3 separate regions of the Homo sapiens genome follow, and all the other regions are linked to region 1. The links are chromatin contacts, found by Hi-C or POLR2A ChIA-PET in ENCODE. All regions are on one chromosome and are shown on one strand. Each heading gives the region's core, a stretch centred on a gene start or an enhancer-like site at or near the end of the contact. The rest is flanking DNA. Distances are from core to core; before and after follow the strand shown. Region 1 overlaps GLI3 (GLI family zinc finger 3). Region 2 overlaps GLI3 (GLI family zinc finger 3). Region 3 overlaps GLI3 (GLI family zinc finger 3).

Region 1 (2,795 bases), core at 149-2,648:
AGAGCAGTGTGAAAGGAGGGTGATGGCGTCAGACTTCCAGTTCTCAGAGACAGGGGTGGGAGGGTGTTTCAGGTTAGGCTGGATGACTGCTGGTGGAGGGTGGGATGGGGACGTCGTGCAAAGGATTCTTGCAAGGGATGGTTGCAATAGATAAATAGATAATTTAAAAAGATGCCTTCCAGCTCTGAAATCCCATGGTTTTATTATGCTAAGGTAAGCCATTTTAGGGCAGCTTCACTCTTTTCCTTTCCCTTTCTCTTTCTTTTTCCCTCTGTAATTGTGGAATCTATTTGTGTGTGTGGCTTATGCTAAAGAAGTCTTAATCATGTATTATTTCCTATCCTCTTACTTTGAAATGGTCAGACTTCTAGCTGAGTTGTGTTTGGGCACTGTAGAGGGAGGCAGGGTGTCTGTGTACAGTTGTGCTGGGTGTTTACTGCACAAAGGACAGAAATAAGGGGCTAAACTTGAACACATACTCTGCTCACCAAGCTACCCAGAGGAAGAGTCTATCTTTCCAGTTTGCGGAAAGCGCCATCAGCTCACCAAGCTGAGTGCCAGAGGGGCTAGGTCTCCCCAGAAGAGGCATAGTTTTCTAATCTGTTAGATTAGAGGTTTCTAGTCTAATCTGAAGATGCTGGTCATGACTCTAGAGGGAGGCATAACATATCATTTTTAATTTATCAGGATTGACAAAGTTAAGTCTAGACACATCTGTGAATTCCGTGGTGGGCTGTACAAACACAGTGCTAACTATTGCTACTAACGGTGCAAAGTTCCATTAAGCATCCACGTATTTCTGCGGACTCACCAAGCATTCAGGTCCTTGGAAGCATCTGGAGGATTTGCTCAAGTTTTCACTTTTCATCTGGATATTTGACATTGTGTGCACACAGCTCTGTGCATTCTCCTTCTAGCCCAGGAGATTCCTTTTGACTCTTCCATTCACCCTCAATCCTCAGGGGCAATAAATTTGGTTGAAAAGCAGTTGAGGATTTATGAATGTGAGGCACATAAAACCCCTTTGGATTCTCAGACTTACACTAAACAAACTTGTGAGTGTGCCAGTGAAGAGGAAAAAGTTTAAAAAATCCAGCACGCCACCGGCAAGGTTGGTTATTTTTTAAAACAACAACAACAGTAAACAAAATGGAAACAAAACACAGGTCGCGTTGCTGATAGCAGGCAGCAGTTCTTTGAGCAGGCGTGAAGAGATGCAGAGATTGCTGTGCATTTGTGAAGTGTCCCCAGAGACAGATTCCTTAAGCCTTTCTCCACCCTCTGGCCTTGTCACTGTTCCTCCCTCCTCTGGAATGTGGAGGAAATACTCCCCACCCATCCATTCACAAAAACCCTGGAAGAGAGCCACCTTCCCTCCACTTTTCTCATCTGCCAGCTCCTGCTCTGTTCTCTGGCCCCTCTGCATCGCCTGCCCTCAGTGCCATTCTCAGTCAGCAAGGGCAGAACTCTCGCTGTCCCCTGCCTTCAGTGTCAGCCCTGTGACTGTTGTCCTGCGACCTGTTTCTTATGCCCAAATACCCTCAGTCGCCTGAGTTGAATACACTCCGTGCTTCTGTGCAAGTTCATGAGTTGGTGCCATTTCTTTTTAGCTACCCTGATGCTTTTGTGTTTCTGTTTTTTGTTTGTTTGTTTGTTTGTTTTCCCTTTGAGACAGGGTCACTGTCGCCCAGGCTGGAGTGCAGCGGTGTGATCTCGGCTCACGCAGCCCCGACCTCCCGGGCTCAAGGGGTCCTTCCACTTCAGCCTCCTGAGTAGCTGGGACTACAGACTTGCACCTTCACACCTGGCTAATTATTTTATTTTATTTTATTTTATTTTGAGCAGAGACAGGGTCTTGCTGTGTTGCCCAGGCTGGTCTCAAACTCCTGGGCTCAAGCAGTTTGCCAGCCTCGGCCTCCCAAAATGCGAGGATTACAGGTGTGAGCCGCCACACCTGACACAATTTTGTGTTCCATTTCTCTCTTTGGAAATCTTCACAGTCTTTAATTACTACAAATCAGTAGTTCCCACATTGTTGGCAGTAAGAAATGGAAAAAATATCCGCCCTCCCCACCGCCCCCTCCCCTCCAAAAAAATACTGTGGGGCAGATACCAACATAGGGATACCAGATATTTGTCCAAATATGGGCATGGCAGGGCTGGGGTAAGTTGGGACACTGGAAAATAGCAAACAATTCCCAGAGCATTCTCTGCTGTCATTACCATTTCACAACACAAAGGCTGTTTTCACACCACGAAGTAGGAAGAACAGATTATTGAGCAGAGGACATTCTTTGAAAATGAGTAACTTTAGCTGTGTGAAACATTCATCACTTCAATCCTTCTTGTTCTCATTTTGTGTCTATTTATTCCATATAATTATAGATTTCCAACCAGTATGTAGAGGCCACTGCTGCAAATGATTCTAAAAGAAGGAGCTCTTCTGTCCAGCAGCAAAACAAATACAGAGCCCACCAGGGAGGCCCACCTTACCTGGGCAGGAAGCTACCAGATGCCTTGGCAGGAGCCCGTCCTTGCTCATGTGGCCATAAGATCTGTTGTGACTAGGGTTCCTATTGCAGCTGGAGGGACACAGAGATTAGGAGCACCTTGCAGCCTAGATTTCTGCAGGAGCAAGAGGGGTGGGCATTGGACCCTGAGGCCTTAGGCTGGGGACAGCACAGTTCTGAGGGCCAGGTGCTGAGTGGGTGTCTGTGAGCATGCTCAGCCTCTGGGCTGTGCTCTCAGAGGACGTGCAGATATCAGACATTTACAGTGAGCAGCATGGAAACTGC
Region 2 (2,795 bases), core at 95-2,594, 110 kb before region 1:
ACATTGATTGGTCAAACTTGCAGGGCACATGCCTGAGTGATAGCTGTCCTAGAAATCTGGCGAACTCTGGCCAGTTTTTCAGTGTTCCTGTTTCTTCTAAGAGATTTACTGTTTTATATTTTGGGACAAAAATCAAATAAAAGAAAAATGGAAGTGGTGTTTTTAAACATGGATTGCAAGCCGACAGGCAGATTCTTGGAAAACAAATAAATCTAAAGAGAGGAACAAGTAAAAGAAAGGACAATAAACCCTTTCTTTGTGTATGTGATGCTAATAATTACCATGGTCTTTTTTACAGAGTCCTCTACAGTTTTCATCTAACTAGTTCAGAGCCTTTTTACAGTCCCAGGATTATGCTGAGGGGCGTGGATTGCTGGAAGCGCAGAGGCCCTTTCTTCTGCAACCTGGTCACCTGCTGCCTCTGCACTCAGTCTTGATCACAGGGACTGGTGTGTGGGCTTTGGACCTGGCCCTGTCTGGGTTTAGAGCTCGTGGGGTGCAGGATTTCCAAGTTGGGACACTATTCGTGTGCTGGCTGGTGGTTGACATCGCCATGGCCCTCCATCCTTCTGTCCATCCATCTGTCCCTCTGTCCCTCTTCCTATCTTTTCTCTTTTTCTCTATGAATATTTCATAAATGCTTGGACCCCTGCACTGACGCTATTCGTAGAAAGGAAAACAGAATCATATGGATGCTATAACAGGTAGTTTGATTGCTACTGTTTCCAGAAAGGTTCTTGTGCTTTCTTTAACAAAGCCCTGAACTATATCCATTTATAACTGAACAATTAAAAATGAGTTCAGTTTCGGCCAGGCCCGGTGGCTCACACCTGTAATCCCAGCACTTTGGCAGGCCGAGGCGGGCGGATCACCAGGTCAGGAGATCGAGACCATCCTGGCTAACGCGGTGAAACCCCGTCTCTACTAAAAATATAAAAAATTAGCTGGGCGTGTGGCGGGTGCCTGTAGTCCCAGCCACTCGGGAGGCTGAGGCAGGAGAATGGCGTGAATTCGGGAGGTGGAGCTTACAGTGAGCCAAGATCGTGCCACTGCACTCCAGCCTGGGCGACAGAACGAGACTCTGTCTCAAAAAAAAAAAAAAAAAAGAGTTCAGTTTCAAAAACCAAATGAATGTGATACCTGCATTTTCTCTCCTATCCACCATTTCATGATTAAAATCACACAAATGAACAAAAAGTTTTGTTACTGGCTGAGTTATTGGTGAGGTTGCTTTAATTAACTTTTCCAGCCATTCTGTGGTGCAATTTGTTCTTCATTGTGAGCTTCCCAGCCAAACCACTCACATTCCACTGCATGTCCTTGCAGATCTGTTTTCGTACTTTTCTCAGCTGAGTATCTGCTCCTGGAATAACATGCGTATAGAGTTTTGTTTAAACATACGCAGACCCACAACCAAAAGGTACAGTTCAGAAAACTTGAACAGCTTTTTAAAGAAGCATTTGCCACTTAACACTGAAATTTAAAATAATGCAAGTGAAAAACTGTGTTGTAGATCTTGTATGACAAAAAAAAAAGGCAAGTCAAATTTGATTTTTGTAACATTTAGGAACCTATATCAACATATAAAGCCTTTGGTAATCTTTATGCAGGAAGTACAGTGTACCCGTAGTTTCATGTGCCCATAGTCTGATTTTAAATTTTATTGTTATATTTGAAGTGTAAATGACGAAGGAGATGACATTTAGTTTTCTGAATTATTTAAATGCAATTGTGGTTTAAGTGATCATTTGTGGCATTTCACATATTGGCTTTCCCATAGAAAGTATGCATGCAGATCTTAGGTATAATTGTTGACTTTAAAATGTCCAAGTCCATTAATGTGTGAAGACTGTAAGTAAAATGCCTTAATAATCTCTTTTTGATGTAGATGCATTACTTCATAAGCTACATGTTGTGTTTTCTAAATAATAAGAGTTTTTTTCATCTAAATCTTCCAATGTTCTACATGTTCTCATTCTCTTATAAAATTTTTTTCAACAATTTGCAAATACTGACTTTTCAATTTGAAGTGTTTTGCCTCATTTTTGGCCCATGATTTCGTTTTAAAGGAGTAATTCGATAGTTCTTATTAATCTGCAACTCGGCTTTAAAAAAGAAACTAATGATAAACGTATGTAGGCTGTGGTCTTGGGGATCTTTTATCAGATCTGATAGTTATTGGGAACATACTTTAAAGTGATAGAAAGCAGAAATTATTATCCTAACGCTGATGCAATGTGAAACCAAAGTTGATAGATTAATGATGCAAAGGAAGTTCCCTGTTCACTTTGATTCTTTCAAAAACAAGAATTTGGTTCTTTGCTTAAAAAATTATTTTCTTCAAGGTTGGTAAGGGGAAAGTGTTATGGTCTGCAAATTCCTAAGGAGTTGCTTTTTTTTTTGCTTTAACTTTTGGTCACTTCTTGGCCTTGCAATTTGCTTTTAAATTGTCCATTGCATGGGTGTTGTTAGGTTGGTGCAAAAGTAATTGCGGTTTTTGCCTTTAAAAGTAATGACAAAAACCGCAATTACTTTTGCACCAACCACTGATTGTGATGTCTGTTGGTCTTCTAGCTGGGAGTCAGATGGCTTTGAGTTTTGTTGGAAGTTTGAAATTTATCTGCTATTCTTCACCATAAGCTCTTGTCTCCTTGACTTTTTTTTAATGGTAAGAGTATATGTGCCAGTTCTGCTCTGAAATGGGCAGGCAGTTCACGCCATAAAGAACATAGGTTGTGAGTTTTCGGTTTCTTGTTTCTATAGAGGTCCAACCCTTTTTCTTTGCCACATCCCAT
Region 3 (2,795 bases), core at 182-2,681, 110 kb after region 1:
AAGAAAATACAGTGTTCTCTGTCACATGCTTGGAATTTGAGCCTGTGGTGTGAATACCTTAGAAGAGGTGCCATATATTGATTACTTCAGCCATCTCAGTTTACTTGTAAAATAAATGAAGTCAGCCCCTGGCTCCTCTAAGTCCCTAGTGACCATTTCCATCCTTTACCGCCTCTTTCCAAGCATTACCTTAGAATGACCTGGTGGAGCCAGCTTAATGACAACATGTGAACCAAAAAGAATTCCTAATTCTTGCCCTTTGCAAAAAATAAATTAAAATTTAAATTAAAAAATTTTAAGTGTGCAGCCGGCATATAGGAGATGTCTTCTGCCCTAGAGCAGAAGCTTCCCTCCTCTGACGTAGAGCAAGAAAACATCAATATTAGAGCTAAATTGAGAAAATCTTTTCAGTGCATCTGGATTGGTGAACGGCTTAACTGCAGCTACAATGAAATATGAGGAAACAGATTATTGGTTCAAGTTATATATTTATGTTGCACCAAGCACCAGTTCCTGAGCACCTGCGTGTGGAAGTCAGGGTGAAGGCCTGTGGGGTACCAGGATGAATGTGATACAGTTCCTCTACTCAGGAAGCAGTCCAGAAGGGGTCAAAGCCATGCTCACGCAAAATAAACCCAGCTAGAAAGCAAAGCAGAAGGTATCATTTGAGGGATTTTGATGTTCAGGAGAATTAGGACACACACAACGTCCAGCCAGAACACCAGCTCTTTCTCTCTTTATTTTTAAATTTCTATTACTTGGACACTTTTTTCTTTTGCTCATCTAATCATATGACCGCAAAGAGCAATAGTGGATCTGATACTCAGTATTCTGGAATGATCATTGGCATCTGCCAGAATTGTCAGTAGCGTTCACTTTAGTAAAATGTGAACACTGCAAAACTCCTAGGTCCCAGCCATGCCTAGTGTAAAAATGTCAGCCTGCAAAGTTGGTAAAGTCCAGCCACCACATAGTGACTTTTAAGGGTGTTGTAAAATTCTTTCCATAAATAATGTTAAAGAAGAAAAAAAAAAGCTGGACTTCTCAAAATGTCAGGTTTCTTTATCAGCCTTCCAACCAATCACTCAGGGATGCCTTTCCTTCCTGGGAGATGGTACCATAGGCTTACATTATATCATGTATGGAAACATCTGGGGGAAAAACTCAACTCCCATTAAAAAATATATTTTATATAGCCCTGAAAGGAAAACAGTGAACGCCCACACCACTCACAGCTGAGATTACGGGAGTGTCTCTCCCAGCAGCTTTCCCATATGAAGAAATAAAAATCCCAATTCTTCTGCCCATTGTTTTATGGCCACATGGGCTTGCACAGGAAATCAAGGAGGAATTGTAAAACACTGCATTCACAGAGCTTAGTTTCACTTTACCACACTTGCCACATACAGATGCATCAAATCAAATCAGAACAAGATGTGATCTTACTGAGAAAGAATCCTTATAATATCACGTTACCTCCCCCTGAAAATTCCCCCAAGCATGCATAAAATCCAGAAGACCTTAAGTAGAATATTGAAGAGAGCCTTTAAGGCTGAAAAGCAAGCTGCATTTACCTTCCTTGTATCATATTATATATACATATTACAATTATGTCAGCGATTAAAAGCATTGTCATGCTGCATTATGAACTGTTTTTACGTTTAGGATTAGATAATTCTTTCCCCATACCCCCTCAGATTCCTTTTATGTCCTAAGGGCAAATCCTTTCTCTTGGGTCAGGAATGTAATAAGGTAGGTTTTCCTCTCTCTGGGATATTGTGTCTGTCTCACTGTGTTTAAATTGATTCAGAAAGCTCTTCAGAGCAAAATACAGTATTTTCTTTGTATATGAGCCAGCGGTTGACTAACCCTTGGGGAATTCTCTGTGTTGAGCATTTGAAAGGTACAGGTTGGGTATGTTTGAACTGCTGATGCTCAGTGAAGACCACTGGGAAAGTGGATTGGCCGTGGCTCTGAGAGAGGCCTTTTCTCTAATGTGGACTCGAGGAAAAAAAAAATAATTGTTCCAACAAATAATTTTTAATGGTACAATAATTTAGGAAAATTAGCCAGTTCATTTTAATAAGAATGGATCAAGACCAAAATAAAGAGGGAATTATAGTTTATACAAATGTATGAACATACAGTTTAAAGGCATTTAGCCACCAAAAATAAATTTTCTAAAAACAGCAGTTTTCTCTCCATCCACTGTATGAAGTGTTAACACATCCCTCCTGAGAGTTGAACCACAGGCCCTGGGATCAAAACAGAGCAAATTTACCATTTACACTGAAGGGGACTTTCACTTAGATTTGGTATCTCCTTCCAGACCACCAGTTAGCAGAGGTCAGACCCATTGCCAACCAAGGATAACTAATTTAACCCTTGTAATGTTGGTTACTGGTTTTGACAGTGCCCCAGAGTCTAGGATCTTGGAATATGTATCAAGTATAGTCAGAGTATCAGGAGTACACTGTGTGTGTTTGTGTCTGCATGTCTGCATGGATGCTTTCGGTTTTCTCCCTCCCTCCCTTCTTGCCTTTCTTCTTTCTTTTCTTCATCTCATTTATTTTAATGGGTACACAGCACCCCTTCTCTTCTGTGCATTTTCTGTAGCATTTAATTAAAAGGCATTTGGGAAATGTTCTCTTCTGTCGAGGCCTTTGACTCTCTCACAAATGAGCAAACTTTTAGACCTTGAAATTGCCACTTTTTTCCTCAGCTACATCTACATAGTGGGTAGAAAGTTTAGCCCTGAATTTTGTTCTTATCTATGCCACAAACTCATGGTGCAC

What was found. Hi-C counts contacts between places; a loop is a spot of excess contacts on that map. ChIA-PET counts read pairs that join two places held with the same protein, here RNA polymerase II (POLR2A). Pooled maps may share reads with other maps.
Region 2: a map of right cardiac atrium shows a loop between it and region 1 (3-fold over the local background). The contact joins two enhancer-like sites. A Hi-C loop is called at or near these places in 3 of 168 maps with a recorded cell type or tissue (esophagus muscularis mucosa, gastrocnemius medialis and right cardiac atrium). POLR2A ChIA-PET finds 5 or more read pairs at or near these places in 3 of 52 experiments (A549, H1 and WTC11).
Region 3: a map of PC-3 shows a loop between it and region 1 (2.1-fold over the local background). The contact joins two enhancer-like sites. A Hi-C loop is called at or near these places in 2 of 168 maps with a recorded cell type or tissue (PC-3 and heart left ventricle) and 3 of 50 pooled maps. POLR2A ChIA-PET finds 5 or more read pairs at or near these places in 3 of 52 experiments (A673, H1 and WTC11).

The regions. Positions count from the first base shown.
Region 1 is chr7:42,106,199-42,108,993 of GRCh38, reverse strand. The region is part of intron 3 of GLI3 (GLI family zinc finger 3); the gene reads left to right. Among named protein-coding and RNA genes, the nearest start is that of GLI3, 130 kb to the left of the region's middle. Within about 2 kb of position 1,398, at least 4 of the 41 ENCODE cell types and tissues checked have a DNase peak (open chromatin) inside an H3K27ac peak, as active enhancers do; they include A673 and PC-3, where a contact is called at or near this core.
Region 2 is chr7:42,218,165-42,220,959 of GRCh38, reverse strand. The region is part of intron 2 of GLI3 (GLI family zinc finger 3); the gene reads left to right. Among named protein-coding and RNA genes, the nearest start is that of GLI3, 18 kb to the left of the region's middle. Within about 2 kb of position 1,344, at least 3 of the 41 ENCODE cell types and tissues checked have a DNase peak (open chromatin) inside an H3K27ac peak, as active enhancers do.
Region 3 is chr7:41,995,512-41,998,306 of GRCh38, reverse strand. The region is part of intron 10 of GLI3 (GLI family zinc finger 3); the gene reads left to right. Among named protein-coding and RNA genes, the nearest start is that of GLI3, 240 kb to the left of the region's middle. Within about 2 kb of position 1,431, at least 4 of the 41 ENCODE cell types and tissues checked have a DNase peak (open chromatin) inside an H3K27ac peak, as active enhancers do; they include A673 and PC-3, where a contact is called at or near this core.